2 separate regions of the Homo sapiens genome follow, and region 2 is linked to region 1. The links are chromatin loops, found by intact Hi-C in ENCODE. Cell type or tissue: PC-9. All regions are shown on one strand.

What was found. Hi-C counts contacts between places; a loop is a spot of excess contacts. Peaks named below come from ENCODE experiments on the same cell type or tissue, not always from the same donor. Only the 100,000 strongest peaks of a DNase experiment are listed, where the experiment ranks them.
Region 2: it touches region 1 in a loop (21-fold over the local background); 16 of 110 quality-filtered maps call a loop at or near these places.

What each region holds. Positions count from the first base shown.
Region 1 is chr4:129,340,493-129,348,492 of GRCh38, reverse strand. No RefSeq gene overlaps it. Among named protein-coding and RNA genes, the nearest start is that of C4orf33, 250 kb to the right of the region's middle. In PC-9, a CTCF peak has its summit at 4,323 (motif pointing left); a DNase peak (open chromatin) is centred at 5,462; H3K4me3 peaks cover 1,375 bases; H3K27ac peaks cover 1,320 bases.
Region 2 is chr4:129,636,824-129,644,823 of GRCh38, reverse strand. No RefSeq gene overlaps it. Among named protein-coding and RNA genes, the nearest start is that of LINC02466, 130 kb to the left of the region's middle. In PC-9, a CTCF peak has its summit at 3,460 (motif pointing right); no DNase peak of the experiment used is centred here.

The sequences.
Region 1 (8,000 bases):
AGGACCAAGTCCTAAACATTTTTGTAACACCAGCAATCCCAAGCATACGTTCAATCAATCATCATGGAATTGATGAAATAATAATTTGTGGGTGATTTACATAATAACAGAATGGACTCTACTAAGCAAACACACATCAATCATCTAGAATTGAAGGACATAAACACTATAAAAGATACTGTATTCCCGATATCAAACTATAATATTTATCTAGATTGATGAGATATCCAACCAGTTAATTCTTGTGAAACAATGTTGTTCAGAAGAACCAAAAGTGGCTTTAGCTGAGTAATACCCAATTTCTGCATTTGCTTTAACTCCTCTGCTATTTACGAACTGTGTTATTTTAAGCAGTCATCCTCAATGTTTTGATAAAGATTATTACCGCATCTTAGTTATTGGTTTCTGTAAAATATTTTATACTGTTTCCATTTAAGCTAAACAAACCAATACTTTGATATACTTTTTTTTTTTGAGATGGAGTTTCACTTTTGTTGCCCAGGCTGGAGTGCAATGGTGTGATCTCCGCTCACTGCAACCTCCATCTTCTGGGTTCAAGCGATTCTCCTGCCTCAGCCTCCTGAGTAGCTGGGATTACAGGCATGTGCCACCACACCAGGCTAAATATTTGCACCTCAATGATTTGCCCAGATGCTTGTCTAGGTCATGGTTCTAACCCAATATATTGTATAGCAGCTGATCTCTAAACTGGACTTAACTTTTTAACATTTATTTGAAGATTAACTGCAAATGTGTAATATTAGCAGCATGCTCTGCTCACTGATGTTATGCCAGAAGCCTATTAGGCATATAGACTTTATGTTCAATTATTTTACTAGTCCCCATATATTACCAGTCCTTATCATTAACTAGGTTCCCCTTTATTCTCTACTTTCGATAATTATATTCTAACTGACCTTATAGTTTTCTGAGAAGAACAGAGTAAAGATTGCAGAATGTACTACCAAAGACATGTTGTTTCAATGACAAGCCATGGTCATGTGCTGCGGTCATGGAACATGGCATTTCCACACACTCTCACAACGTCATGGCCACACCTGCAGCCTAAAAGAGGCAACCTTCCCCTTAGGAACAGGAGCTCTTTGAAGCCTGCCATGTTGATGAGGCACTGAGTATTTTTAGAAGACCTGTGGGGTTCATAGCTCGCTTCCGGGGGTATGTCTGTATGTAAGACTTTCACTGTCTTGTACATGACATAGTAATGCAGTGTGGATCAGAAATAGTGAGCAGTGTTTTAGAACAGGGAGGTTTTCCTCTGGCACTTCTCCTAAAGGTTTTTTTTTCTCTTAATTTGACACTCGACTCATCTAACTTTTCCATATTTTCTATGAAATAAGAGAAGGCAACCTCAGCATCTTGGCTGATGCCTCAAGGCACTGTAGAAACAAGAATGCGAGATGCCACTCTAATGAGCTTGTTCTCAAGCCATAGCCTCAGATGTATGTCTACCAGCAGGTGCACACTCAGCTTTTTGCACGTGTTTTGTAATCATTCTAAGGTAATTGCTCTCTGGGTCAGATTTAAGCTCATTCCTTCACACGAAGCCAAAGCAGGCACTGCACACTAAGGGAGGCTAATCTTGGCTTGGGAAATAACAAAGGCCTTTTCTGTTTTATAGCCAAAGAGACTGAAACTCAAGAAAGATGGGAGGAATGTACTTTAGGCAATTTGTAGCTATTTTGCTTGATTTTCTCTTGAAGCAATAAATAACTGTGCTCCCTGCTGCTGGTATTTTATCAAGCTCTGTTTGTTATAACAGTGTATTATGTTCCATACAAGACAGCATCATTGAGCTTTCTTTTCATGTTTCTCTACTACAGTTTAACTCTGTGAGGAGCAATACCCATGTACCACCAGGATGAAGAAATAGCAGAACCTGCTGCTAAATGCCACTGCCTGAAGGCAGAGTTCCCCTATTAGGAACGAATGAATGCCAAGTTGGCTTCTTTCATGTAAATTAATGTGGTGAAAAAAAAATAAGCAGGTGCCTCTGGATTAACAACAACTCCCTGTGGACAATGACCTTTGCCACTGAGAATACCAAAACAAGAGAAAGTTGTCTCCAACATAGTCTACCTGACCCCTGCCCGCAAGCCACCCACTATCTTCTAAACACAGAAGAACAGCAGTAGTAGAAGTGGATCTGTGAAAATGGTCCTATCGATTTGGTTTTTACTGAGGTGTGGTCTAGTTTGTTTCTCTGTAAAAGGCAGAGGAGTCACAGAATATTGCCCAATTGGTGTCATAATGACGTGAGTTGCAACTGACCAGAATCACTGTTCTTCAAATTATGAGACTTATGATATGGAATTTGCCTACCCACTCCCAAAGCCTGTACTCACCGTCGATAATAATGACAACTATAATTGTTACACATATTCAAAAGCATTTTTTATTTTCTTTTGTTTTATTTGGTCCTTAGAAAACAAACATAGATAAGTAGGTAATTATCATCCTCATTTGTTATCTCGACCACAAGGAAATCACTGATATATAAAACTCCTTTGGTACCTCAGCTTTCCTCTCTTTAATAGAGGGTTTTACAAAGCTTTAACTGTTCACTGGGCCTGTGTGAATCCACATCACTGAGAATAAATTGCACAACACTTTCAAATGCAGAAGGGCTGTGTCTGTGCTTCACATTCAGCTGCCTTCTCCTTTCCTCTTATGAATTACATTTAAATGAATTATGGCACAACAAGACCTGCCAAGCCTAAACCTAGGAGTGTGTGAATGAGAGCACCCCATAAGTAATAAGCGATCAGAGCCGCCAGCAGGGCGCATGGCACCCAGGGCCCTGCACTCCACACTGTCTTCCCAGTGCTGACAGGAAAATCTTGTGCCAGGAAGAATCCATCTCTTCGGAAGACAAGAAGATCCTAGAACTAGTAGTAGCAAGAGTCTACTGCAATGAGGAATGGGGGAGGCAGAGCACAGACATTCCTCTTTACTGTGTGCAGCCAGTAAATCTAGTTGTAAAGACAAGTAAACTTGAGTGGTGGGAGAAATGTTCTCCATCTGAAAGTCCCGGGGGCTCAGTAAATGTTTCCTTATTAATAATAGTTTAGAGACGAAGCCTTTTAACTTAGGAACTTTTAGGAGTCATTTAGGGCATAATATATTAAAGAATGCTACGACATTAAAAGTAATATAAATAAAGGAAATGTAGTCTGCGTAAAGATCATTTGGATAATTATTTCATCTCTTTGCATCCATAATTTTGAAATAAAATATAGTCTTTCCTCACTTCATCTGCAATAAATCATTTACAAAAAGTAAGTGGCTTCACAAATAAATGACTGTATCTATGACTACTCTCCCAAAATCAATAATACATTTATTGATAATTCTGCATTTAAAGGTTCATTTCACCTTAGTATTGACATTCTGTCTCCCCTGCCATTTCATTAGATTTAAAATTTTTCATTCTTGGTAATGAACTGTAAGAAAGTTATATGTTAGAAAGTGGCCCCATTTCAGAGCTGGGCAATGCAACTCAATATATCATTTTCTATTAATTACCACAGTCAGTAAAGTTTCTTGTTTGTGTGCTCAGCAAAATTAAAGTTAGGAGTTTTTGGCTTCATTTTGTAAGCCAAGATTCCCTGACTTGTCCTTAAATACACCACTTCGCTGCTCTATAAAATAGAGCAATATATTAAAAACACACTTCCTCTGAGCCTTCAGATGAGACTTGAGTTAGTTCAACACATTCTTTTGAGTACTACAAAGTGACATTTGGGTGGAGAACTACCAGCGATTCAGACCCAAAATGTAACACCTGCCTTTGAGAAGCTTACAAATGAATGAGACAGCAGATAAATAAACAGAAAATCTCAAGGTGAAGCAGGAAGCTCTAGTCTCTAGGTTTGTAAATGGGTAAATGCGGCATGGAAGACGGGTGTTAGCTCAGAGGGGTAATTTGCGGAATGCTGCATTGATGAGATGACATTTAAACAAAGTGTTAACTTTTTTAACATTAAGATTTCATGACGGAATGTAAAACATAAATGAACACGTCTAACTGCATCAACTCACTAAGCAATTTAATAAAATCATTCCTACAATAATGTAGCACGTGACCTTTTGTGAAACTCTATTTGGGAGCATAATTACGTGGATGAGCCAAAGTCCAATCGCAACACAAAGTCAATGCACAACCTCAGAGGAAATAACACAACCGGGGGAATACATAAGTTTTCATCTCCACCTTATATTAATGCTGTGATCCCATTAAAAAAAAAGTTACAATAATTTTAGACGCTAGCGTAGGCTGGATTAGAAAAGCGGAGTTTTACTGCCATCTCCTGGCAGTACTCGATGATGGCTGTCAGTAAAATGATACTGGATTCTACCTGCAGGCTCAGGCAAAATAGTACAGACAGAAGCGGAAATGCTTATCGTTAGCTGTTTTATTAGAAAGTATACATTTAAAACTCATTTCCGATGAAATGAATTTTCTGAAACTTTATTTCATCTTATTCTGATCGGATAAAAAACTTAATGCTTTTTTTTTTTAGTAAGTTTTAAACTGGTAACCCCAGAACTGAAGAAATTCTTTATTCACATCTCTTGAATTTGTTATATATACCTTGTTATTTCCAACACAATTGAATAAGATACACTTTAGGGAAAAGACTGTATTTTCCATCAGATTTTCAATTAGCTGAAACAAGATATTGTTTGCACTTGAATGAAGTAGGCTACAATATATTTCATATGTTGTCAAACGAAATATTTAAATGTCTTCTCTTTGTCTTGGTTTGAGAGCAGATTTTATGGCACCAAGTCCATGCACCAAATTTGTGCTTCTCCAACTCTCCCTGAGGCCTTTCCTTAACTACAAAACCATTTACGGCAAAAAAAAAAAAATTAACGAAACCAATCGTTCCATTACTTGCTAGCTTTCATTATATACTGAAACATCTATTCAGCATTTGTATCTGCTAATGCAACAGAAACTCATCTGCTCAATGAGATTTATCACTTTTTTTTTACATGTTCACAAGATATTGCTGTACATTTTGCAATGGGTCTTTATTACCTAGTAATGATGCCTTGCAAATTAAATTAGTTTTTAATGGCATAGTTAAATTCTAATTTATGTTTCGGAGCTTTGTTTAATTCATTTAGTTATAATGTAATCGTTTTCTTGCTATTTTCTTACATTGCATAGAAAGAACAAAAGAATAGGGGTTCATCTCATCACATTCAGTTGTCTTGGCTTTATTAAATCTTGTCAATAATTGCATTTCCCCCAAGAAAGTTTCAAAACAGTTGCAGTCCAATTCTTCGGGGAGAAAAAAAAAGAAAAGAAAAAACCTCTCTGGCTCTCTGGTTGCTCAGCAGTCTGTATAAGGAAGTTGAATCAAACTATTACTGTAACTCCAAGGGTTGGTTAGATATTGCCCTTCCTCATGCTCATTATAACCCTACCGTGCCATGTAATGTATTGGGCAATTATTCTTTTGCAATAAATTCCTTTCCTGTGAGCTCTTTCTTTCCTGAACATTCAGGAAAACTGAAACCAAAAGTGATCATTAGCAGCACAGAAAGTAATCTTTTATAATGTCTACTTGCATTTTCTTCCCTCTCAATCGACAGGTCTTTCACAGACCTGACTGCAATAACCTTTTATAATGCCTTTTCACTAGGGTCCACGCTGCAGGAGCAAAAAAGACCTTAGCAAGTTTCACGGTTTTAAGCCAGAAACTGAGTTATGGAGTTGCATGGGAATAATTAATATCATTTAAAATTTATTGAGCCGGTTTGACCCTACCTTGGTGTTGGTAGTTTTTTCAGGAGAACTAAAGCACACAGGGGGCATTTTAATGAGGACTATTTGCAACACAGGCTGTTTAAGTTTCCATCCAAACAAGGACAGTTTTCAGGCCCATTCTTCCTTTTCTTCCAATGAGAAGAGAAATTTCATATTCTGGAGAATTCTCCCATTCCAATTTTAATGTGTGCATATCTTCCTGAATGTCGTTTCTCCCGACTTCTGGGTACAACATGCAGATGACCCAGGTGAGAAAGTCACAGTTCGTGGTTTTCTCCTGGTTGCATGGATTCCACTCCTCACCCTGACCACCATCTTTTAAACTCCTGATCTTGATGACCAAAAAGATCAGTAAACCATTTTCTTCTTCTGGAAAAGCAATTTGCCACACCAGTCCTACCAGCTAGGAAGCAGGAGTGACAACTTCAAAATGAAAGCAACATTAAAAGGAATAACTTTTCATATTTCTTACAAGGATAAAACAAGAATATGTGATGTTTGGGTGAGAAGGAGATTGACTGTTCAGCACATACCTTTATTACTCTTTTAAGTTTTTCTCTGTGCATGCTCGACTTTTTCAAAAGCTTGCTAAAATATAACAAGGTGATATAAGCATGTGATACTACTCCTGATTTTAATTCTATTTAATATTATACCTGTTAAACGATGAGAAAAAGATAAACTAGGACACCAAGATTCCTTTTACATGAAATAATATTTCTGTAAGAAACTAATGAAGAATAAAAGCCGCCTTAATATTAATCCCCTATTTCTCTGAACTTTCTTGTCTTAAAATTTACTGTTGACAAAGACTAGCACAATATCCACAGTGTGGATCCAAGATTATAAATTGATCCTTAAGATTCACTTATGAAGGAGACACATCTGCACTGAAGTGAGCTTAGAAATAAAAGAGCATTTGTAGAAAAAGTAATTTGCTTCGAAGCTCAGCCCTGCTCTCAGCCACTCATACACTCCTGTCCATTGCCTAGGAGCAATGTGCTGAGAGTTGAATTTGGCTCACAGTCAATAGCCTCTTTCTTTAGCCTCCCAGGTGTTACATAACACACCTTGCTTTCTGCCTAATTCTCCCCTGAAGTTATCCTCTTCTTTTCCTAATATTGTAGTTCACACTGATGGAGATATTGTTAGAATCTCAGAGGAGGAATGAAAGCTTTTAGGACATGGTTCAAATAAAAATGTTGTTGATTGTGAAGGCAATTTTCTTTAAATATAGAATTTTCTTATTTGTTTATTTCCACTCAAAGTAACTGTGACCTGTAAAATAGAAGCATTCATGAATTAGTTGACTTATGAGTAATCCTTATCCCCACATCCAAACAACGGGGGGTCTCTAAGCTCTTGCCAGTAACACAGCAGCCATTGGAGAACCCAGAACTCTATAGATTTCTGCCCTTCTGCAGCTTCCCAGTTGCTCACTGTTATGGGTTGAATTGTGTTTCCCAAAAAGATATGTCGAAGTCCTAACCCTCAGTATTTGAGAATGTCACCATATTTGGAAATAGGGTCATTGCAGATATAATTTGTTAAGATTAGATGATACTGTAGTAAGAGAGGTCCTTAACCCAGTATGGCTAACATCCTTCTAAGATGCAGCACATGGGGGAAAAGGTCAAGTGATGACAGAGGTAGAAGGTGAGTGATGAAGCTGCCAGCCAAGGAATGCCAAGGATTGATGGCCACCACCAGAAGGCAGGAAGAGGCAAGGTAGGATTCTACCCAGAACCTCAGAGGGAGCCCACATGGCCCTGCTGACACTTTGATTTTGAACATCTAGTTTCCAGAACCATGAGAAAATACATTTCTGTTGTGTTAAGCCCTCACAGTTTGTGCTATTTGGTATGGCAGCCCTAGGAAACTAATAAACCTGCCCACCTACTAGCCTCGCCATGTCCCCAAATCAACCCTAGTAACAACCACTTCCACTTCCCAGGGGTCTATGGGGCTCAGAAGTAATTATGAGGGTTATGGATCCAGGCAATGTATTTTATTCATATTTCAGGTACACTGGATTCCAAAGACTTTCATGACAAGCCCACCATCAAATTATAACACTCTTAATGAGGACATGGTTTTAAATTCCAAATACTTTTCATAAAATGAATTTTTAGAACATAATCTGTTTAAGTAAGATTTACCTATTCAGAGAAGTTGTATTGTTTTTAATACACCTTAAGTT
Region 2 (8,000 bases), 300 kb before region 1:
TAACAAAATTTTTGATCAATAAACCTCATAAAATAATCTTTTATGAGTATAATCTAATTCTTGGGTTTTAGATTGCTTGTTCTTCCTTTATTCCTGAAACAAAACCATAATCTATTCCCAAGGTAAAAAAAAAAAAATACTTTTACTTCAGAAATGTTGGCTAGTAGAATAAATCGGTAAAAGGTTTATTTATTCATAAGTATAGTATTTTACCTAACAATAAATTACAAAGTTACAAAACAATAAGTTACAAAGCAAAATTCATTCACAATTCAATTAAATTCTCTTCTAAGCACTATGGAATGATAAACATTAATTTAATTATATGGAAAAAAGCTGTATGCCTACAAATTAAATTATAATAGGATTTGAATTCAAAATGGAAGACTGGTAACTATACTTCCTTCCTTCCACCAACATTTATTGAAATGATAGAAAATAATACAAATTAAATAAATTCCAGAAAAAAACTAGCAATAAGTAGGAGATGCCCTGAGCAGAGAAAAGCCTACAACTAACTTATGGAGGCTAGCAGATAAATGAGATCAGCTCAGAGAATACTCCTGATAAGACTGCAGCAAAAATAGGAACTCTTCAACTGCTGGAGTTGGCAGAATGAGAGAGGAAGAGGAGGAGGAAAAGGGGAAAGAATTTATTGGTGGAGAATGGCATTGTGAGGACTCAGATTACCAACAGGAAATATCAGTAAGGGTTCAACTGCAATAGAAATATTTGTATTGACCAGAAAGACTATAATACAGTGAGTTAAGTGTTTCTAATACCTTGGAAAGACTTGGGCAACTATATCTCTTGATTCACAGACTACCTTTTCAGTTAGTCTCTATTAACAAATAACCATACCTTCAAAATGCAAGAGTGGCATTTACTCCCAGGCTGAACTGGTAACATTTTTATGACATAAATTGGTCAGTCTGTTGAGACTAGACTTGCTTAATTCTATTCTCACGCCTAAGTTACAAATTTCAAAATTTAGATCTGAGAATAAATTTATTTTCAAAACTGGGGTATATTATTCTCACCCTCTAGCATTATCTACAAGGACTATGGCTTTTTATCAAACTTCTTACAGTAAACGATTGCTTTTTTTTATTGGCATAGTACAATAAATAAGAAGCAGAGACTGTTTTCCACAGACAACAGTAAAGATGCCACACATCTTTACTCTGAGACCATTAAAATTTCTGTTAGTGACAATGTTAGAATAGTTTGTTTTAGACTAAACTTCCTGCTAAGAGCACCTATCAAATCTAGGGAAAGTAATTTTTTTAATCTTTATAAAAACATTAAAGAGTTATTTTGTCAATAAAGATTTTTAGGACCAAGACCAAGGGGAAAAGGTCCAGACTAATGACTCCAGAATTTGATATTATTTTTTGTCTCAAGGCATTTGAAATCCCAAAACATATAGCAGAGCGGAACTTTCAGGAGACTCAAGGGGTTAGGCAAAATTTGGAATTTCGAGTTCAGCAGTATAGACAGGCTCTGAAAAGGACCCCAAGCATTTAGTTGTGACTCAAAATGGCTACACTCTAGGAGTAAAAGTAAATGAGAAATACAGCAATTGTCATGAAGATTGAAGCCCAGACAAGTTATTTGAATTCATAATTGAAGTAAAGTGATCTGAATAGTTATTGTCATACTCTACCTGCCTATTAGAAACTAAACCAAGTCCACTTAGGAGAGGTATAATACCATTCAAAGCATCCAATCCCCTTTATAGTTTTTAATATACAGTGTCTAGCATTTAATTTCTTAAAAAAACAGCTATAAAAATACAACATTTAATATAAACCAAGAGGATAAACCTATTATAGAAACAGGCCCATGACAAATCTAAGAAATCGAGTTATTAGACATGGACATTAAAATAAAATTACTGCGATCCTACTGGGATCATCTACCTTCTGCCAATAAAAGATCCTAGTAAAAGCTCAGAAATGGAAGTGTATGAAAAGTAACAGAAAAGATAATTATGTAGGTAAATCCAAATGAATATTGGTTGAATAAAGCAATGGTAATAATGTCCAGTGATGATCAAAATCTATTTTATGTCAAAATAGTTTTGTTTTGTTTTGCAATTGAAAGAAGGTTAAGGAAATTAAACTTACAGTGTTTTGTGTAGCCCTTGAAAACATTTTTCAAGATATATCCATGGTTTGTTAATATTGAAAAATCTACTAATCCAATAGGATCCAAATTTCCACTCTTTATGTATTTAGAGAGATACATTTATAGAGATATTTATAGAGATAAATAAAGAAAGTTAAATAAAAGGAAGATATATATTTTTATGTTTAAACATTAGGTAGCTATTCCAGGGTTCTTATGAAAGGGAGTATAAAACTGCATAAATGAACACAATTATTTTCTGTTTGGATTTACAATGTATTCTATAATGAATACTTTTATAAAGAATAGTGTGCTTCCCTTAAAAGCATTAAGCAAAAGCGTAGCCAAAAGAAAGTGGAAGTAACAATGTTTGACACATTGACAATGAATAAATTTATTATTTAAAATAATCTAATAATGAGAATGTGACATCGGCAAGATGGTGGAATGGGAAGCCCTACTCTCTTCCCCCACTGGAGACACTAACTCAACAACAATACAAGGACTAATTCCCTTTGTGAGGAATACAGACACCAATTAATAAGTTCTTAAACCTTGGGCAAACGCTGTATTGGGCAGAACCTTGGGAAAAAAAACCAGCTGCATTGAAGTGGGTAAAAAATATTGATGGTACTTACTTACTAAAGTCTCTCTCCCATCTCCTCAGCTTCTGGCTTCTCTCTGCGTAGGAAAAGACTAAACCATATGTCCAATATTCAGACTTTTCAGGATACTGCCCAAGGGACTGGTTTCTGTCTTGGTGAATCTAAGCTCTGACAGGAAAGGATGCCAGCTTGGAAGCAGCTGAGAACAAAGGTGACAGTTTAAAGTAGTAGATATTCATTTGCCATAATCTTTCCTCCACAGCTCAGCATGGAATGAGTGAAGAAAGCCCCAAACTCCCAGCTTCTTCCTGGGAAGGGAGTTAACATATGCATCCAATGTTCTGGCTAGTCGGAAGACTGTTTGAGGGTCTAGTTTCTGTCTCACCTAAATCAGACCAATGACAAGACCCAGCATACACTAGGTTACTGGCGGCCACTGAAAGCAAGAGAGTTGAGTGACTTGCTGCTACTTCAGGGGTCTCATGGAATAGGAAAAATAAGTTCAGAAGTCTTTCCCCACCGGGAAAAAAGAGTTGAGTGTGCATCCAGTGTTCTAGCTTTTGGAGAGATTGCTCCAGGAACTGGTTTCTGTCTCACCCAACTTAGAGCACTGACGGAACTTAGCAGATGCTAGAAGCCTAGGGATCACTGAGAACAAAAAGAGAACTGGGCAGCTTGAGGAAACTCCGAAGAATCTGCAGTACTGCAGGCAGACACCAGAGGGTGCAATAAATTAGAAGTACCTGCAAAAAGATATCAGCAAATCCTTCTAATATAGAATTTGCTCATACAAATCTAGAGAAGACATATCAACAGAAAAGGTTTAAGGGGTCGCAGAATCTCCAGCTGGGCTGACTGACGAAGGTCTTTTAATTTACAAAACCAGTCCTTAAATACTAGAAGAGGTGGTTGTTTTCTCAAATGTGTGGATCTAAGTGCAAAATAACAGGGAACCATGGCCTAATCAAAGGAAACAAGGACACATGATTTAATCACAGGAACAAAATAAATTTCCCAGAAATGACCCAAAAGAAATGGAATTATATAACTTTATCTTATAACAAATTCGTAATAACCATCATAAGCATGCTCAATGAGCTCAGGAACAAGATACATGAACAAAATGACAATATCTACAAAGAGATAATTTTTTAAAAAAAGCAATGAAGCAGTAGTTTGGAACTGAAGTATACAATAATTGAATTTAAAAATTCACTACAGGGCTTCAACAGCAGACTTGAACACACAGGTAGAATAACCAATAAAATCAAAGGCAAGTCATTTGGAATTATCCAGTCAGGAACAAAGAGAAAAAAATAATAATAAAGAGCGAAGAAAATGTAAGGAATTTATGGGACACTATCAAATGCATCAATATACACATTATTTGAATACCAAAAGATCAGGAAGAAAGATGAAGAAAGCTTTTGTTTAAAGAAACAATGGCTAAAAAGTCCCCAAATCTGAGGCAGGAAATGGACATCTAAGGTATAAGAAGACCAGAATGAAACCAAGAAAACCCATACCAAGACATGTCATAATCAAATTGTAAAAATCAAAGAAAGAATTTTGAAACTGGCAAAAAATGCAATTCATTATTTACAAAGAAGCTTTCGTAAAACTCTTAGCATATTCTCAGCAGAAACCTGGCAGTCCAGAAGCAAATAGGATGATATATTCAAACTACTTAAGAAAAAAAAATATTGCCATCCAAGAATAATATATCAAGTAAAACTGTTTTTCAAAAATTAAGAAGAAATAAAGTATTTCCCAGATAAACAAAAACTGAAGTATTTCATAAACACCAGGCCTACCTTACAAGAATGCTAAAAGGGGTCCTTCAAGTTGTAATGGAAGGACACCAGACAGCAACCCACAAGTAAACAAAAGTGTAAAGTATGCTGGTAAAGATAGATATAAAGATAAATAGAGAATGCTGTAATTCTGTAACAGTGATGCATGAAGCTTCTCTGAGTGAAGCATAAAGAAGAAAGTATGAAAAATACTAATGAACGGAATTCAGGGGCACAATAAAATGATCATATACCATCACCAAGTGGGATTTACCCATGAGATGCAAAAGTTTTTCAACATATGAAAATCAATCAATGTGATACACTGCCTTAACAAAACAAATAATAAAAAATACATGATCATCTTAATAGATGCAGAAAAAATTGCCAAATTTAACACCTTTTTAAAAACAATGAACACTTAAAGTAGGTGATATGGTTTGGCTGTGTCCCCACCCAAATCTCACCTTGAATTGTAATAATCCCCATGTGTCAAGGGTGGGGTCACGTGGAGATAACTGAATCTTGGGGGCAGTTCCCCCATACTGTTCCTTAGTAGTAAATACATCTCAGGAGACCTGATGGTTTTATAACCGGAAGTTCCCCTACACAAGCTCTCTTGTCTGTTTCCATTTAAGACATTATTTTGCTCCTCGTTTGCCTTCTGCCATGACTGTGAGGCCTCCTCAGCAATGTGAAACTGAGTCAATTAAGCCTCTTTCATTTATAAAGTACCCAGTCTTGGGTATGCATTTATTAGCAGTGTGAGAACAGACTAATACAGGAGGAATGGAAGAAAATTACTTCAACATATTATAGACCATGTTTGAAAACAGCTACCATCATATTCAACATTGAAGAACTGAAAGCTCTTCTTCTAAGAGCAGTAACAAGATAAGAATGCCCATTCTTGTTGTTTCTATTCAACATACTACTGTAAGTCCTAGCTGAAGCAATTAAGCCAAAAAAATAAAAAATAAATAAAAGAGAGAAAACAGAAAAAAGAAAATAAATGAAAGGCATCATAAAGGAAAATTAAATTATTTTTGTTTGCAAATGACATGATTGTAAACACAGAAAACATTAAACACTTTTACAGAAAAACCTATTAGAATTAATAAATAAATGCAGCAAAGTTGCATGACACTAAATCAATATACAAAAAAATTTCTATATACTAGCAATAAAAAGAATTATAAAGGAAATTAAGAAAACAATCCCATTTATGATAGCATCAAAATGAATAAAATACTTAGGATTTAACTAAGGAGACAAAAGATTAGTTCAGTAAAAACTACAAAGCACTGGCTGGGCACAGTGGCTCACGCCTGTAATCCCAGCACTTTGGGAGGCCGAGGCAGGAGTATCACAAGGTCAGGAGATCAAGACCACCCTGGCTAACACGGTGAAACCCCATCTCTACTAAAAATACAAAAATTAGCCGGGCATGGTGGCAGGCGCCTCTAGTCCCAGCTACTTGGGAGGCTGAGGCAGGAGAATGGCGTGAACCCAGGAGGCGGAGCTTGCTGTGAGCCGAGATTGTGCCACTGCCCTCCAGCCTGGGCGACAGAGCCAGACTCCGTCTCAAAAAAAAAAGAAAACTACAAAGCACTGCTGAAAGAAATTAAAGAAGACACAAATACAAAGAAATGCATGCTGTGTTTATGGATTGAAAGAATTAATATTGTTAAAATATCATACTACCTAAAGCAATCTATAGATTCAATGCAATCCCCATCAAAATCTCAATGACATTTTATTTTTGTAGAAATAGAAAAAAATACTAGAATTCTTATGAAACCACAAAGGAACCTGAATATCCAAGACAATCTCAAGAAGAAAGAATACGTCTGGACATCTCATATTTCCTTATTTCAAAACATATTCTAAGCTAGGGTAATCAAAACAGTATGGTACTGGCATAAAGATAGACATACAGACCATGGGACACAAGAGAGAAACTACCAATAATCCGGTCTACTTATACAGTCAAATGATCTTTGACAAGAGTGCCAAGACTCTACAATGGGGGAAAGAAACACAAAAAGTGTAAGAGAAACTAGATACCCACATGCAAAAGAATAATTAAACCTTTATCTTACACCATGCCCCAAAATCAACTTAAAATGTAGTAAATATTTAAATATAAGACCTAAAAATATAAAACTTCTAGAAGAAAACATAGAGGAAAAGCTTCGTAACATTGGTTCTGGACAATGATTTATTGGATATGACACCAAAAACACAAGCAATAAAAGCAAAATTAGACAAGTGAAACTACATCAAACTTAAAAACATTTGCATAGCAAATGAAACGATCAACAAAGTAAAAATGCATCCTATGAAATGGGAGAAAATACTTGCAAACCATTAAGGTGATAAGGGATCAATATCCAAAATATATACAGAAATACTACGATTCAATAGTTAAAAATAACAAATAACCTGATTTAAAATGGGCCAAAACTTGAATAGATATTTACTTAGACTTACAAATGGCCAACTGGTATAAGAAAAGGTGCTCAACATCACTAATTAACAGGGAAATGCCCATCACAAACACAATGAGACATTACCTCACACCTGTTAGGATGGCCATTATCAAAAATGTAAAAACCAGAAATGACAAATGTTGGCAAAGATGTGGAGAAATTGGAAGCTTTGTGCACTGTTAGTAGCAGTATAAAATGAGACAGCCGTTATGGAAAACAGAATGGAGGTTCCTCAAAAAATTAAAAATAAAACCACCATGTAATTCAGCCATTCAATTTCTGGGTATTTATTCAAAAGAATTGAAAACAGTATCTCAAAGAGACATATACACTCCCTTATTCATTGCAGCATTGTTCATATTAGCCAAGAGACACAAACCAGCTAAATGTTCATTGATGGATAAGGAATATGTATATACATACAGTGAAATATTATTAATCCTTTAAAAGGAAGGCTGTTCAAAAAGAAGAATATTGTCATATTCTAGAAAACAAATGAACCTTGAGGACATTATGCTAAATGAAATTAGTCACAGAAGGACAAGTACTACATGATTCCACAGACAAGTACTACATGATTCCACTTATACGAAGTATTTAAAGAATTCAAAGTCTTAGAAGCATAAAGGAGAATGGTAGTTGCCAGGGACTGTGGAAGGGGAAATGAGGAGTTACTCTTCAATGGGTGTTCAGTTTCAGTCCTGGAAGATGAAAAAGTTACAGAGATTGGCTCTACAATAATGTGCATACAGTTAACAATACTGTACCATACATTAAAATTTGCTTAACAAGGTAGTTTTCATGCTATGTGCTCTTTACCACAATAAAAAATAATCCAGTAATAGTTCCTGAAAAATTTTAATTACACCTCGTTAACTCTTCCATGCTGAGAAAGACTGCTTGCTGTAATTATTTACTGGGACTTGATGATTTACTTGGAGGCAAATGCAATTACAGCCTGACACCTTAATCACCATTAG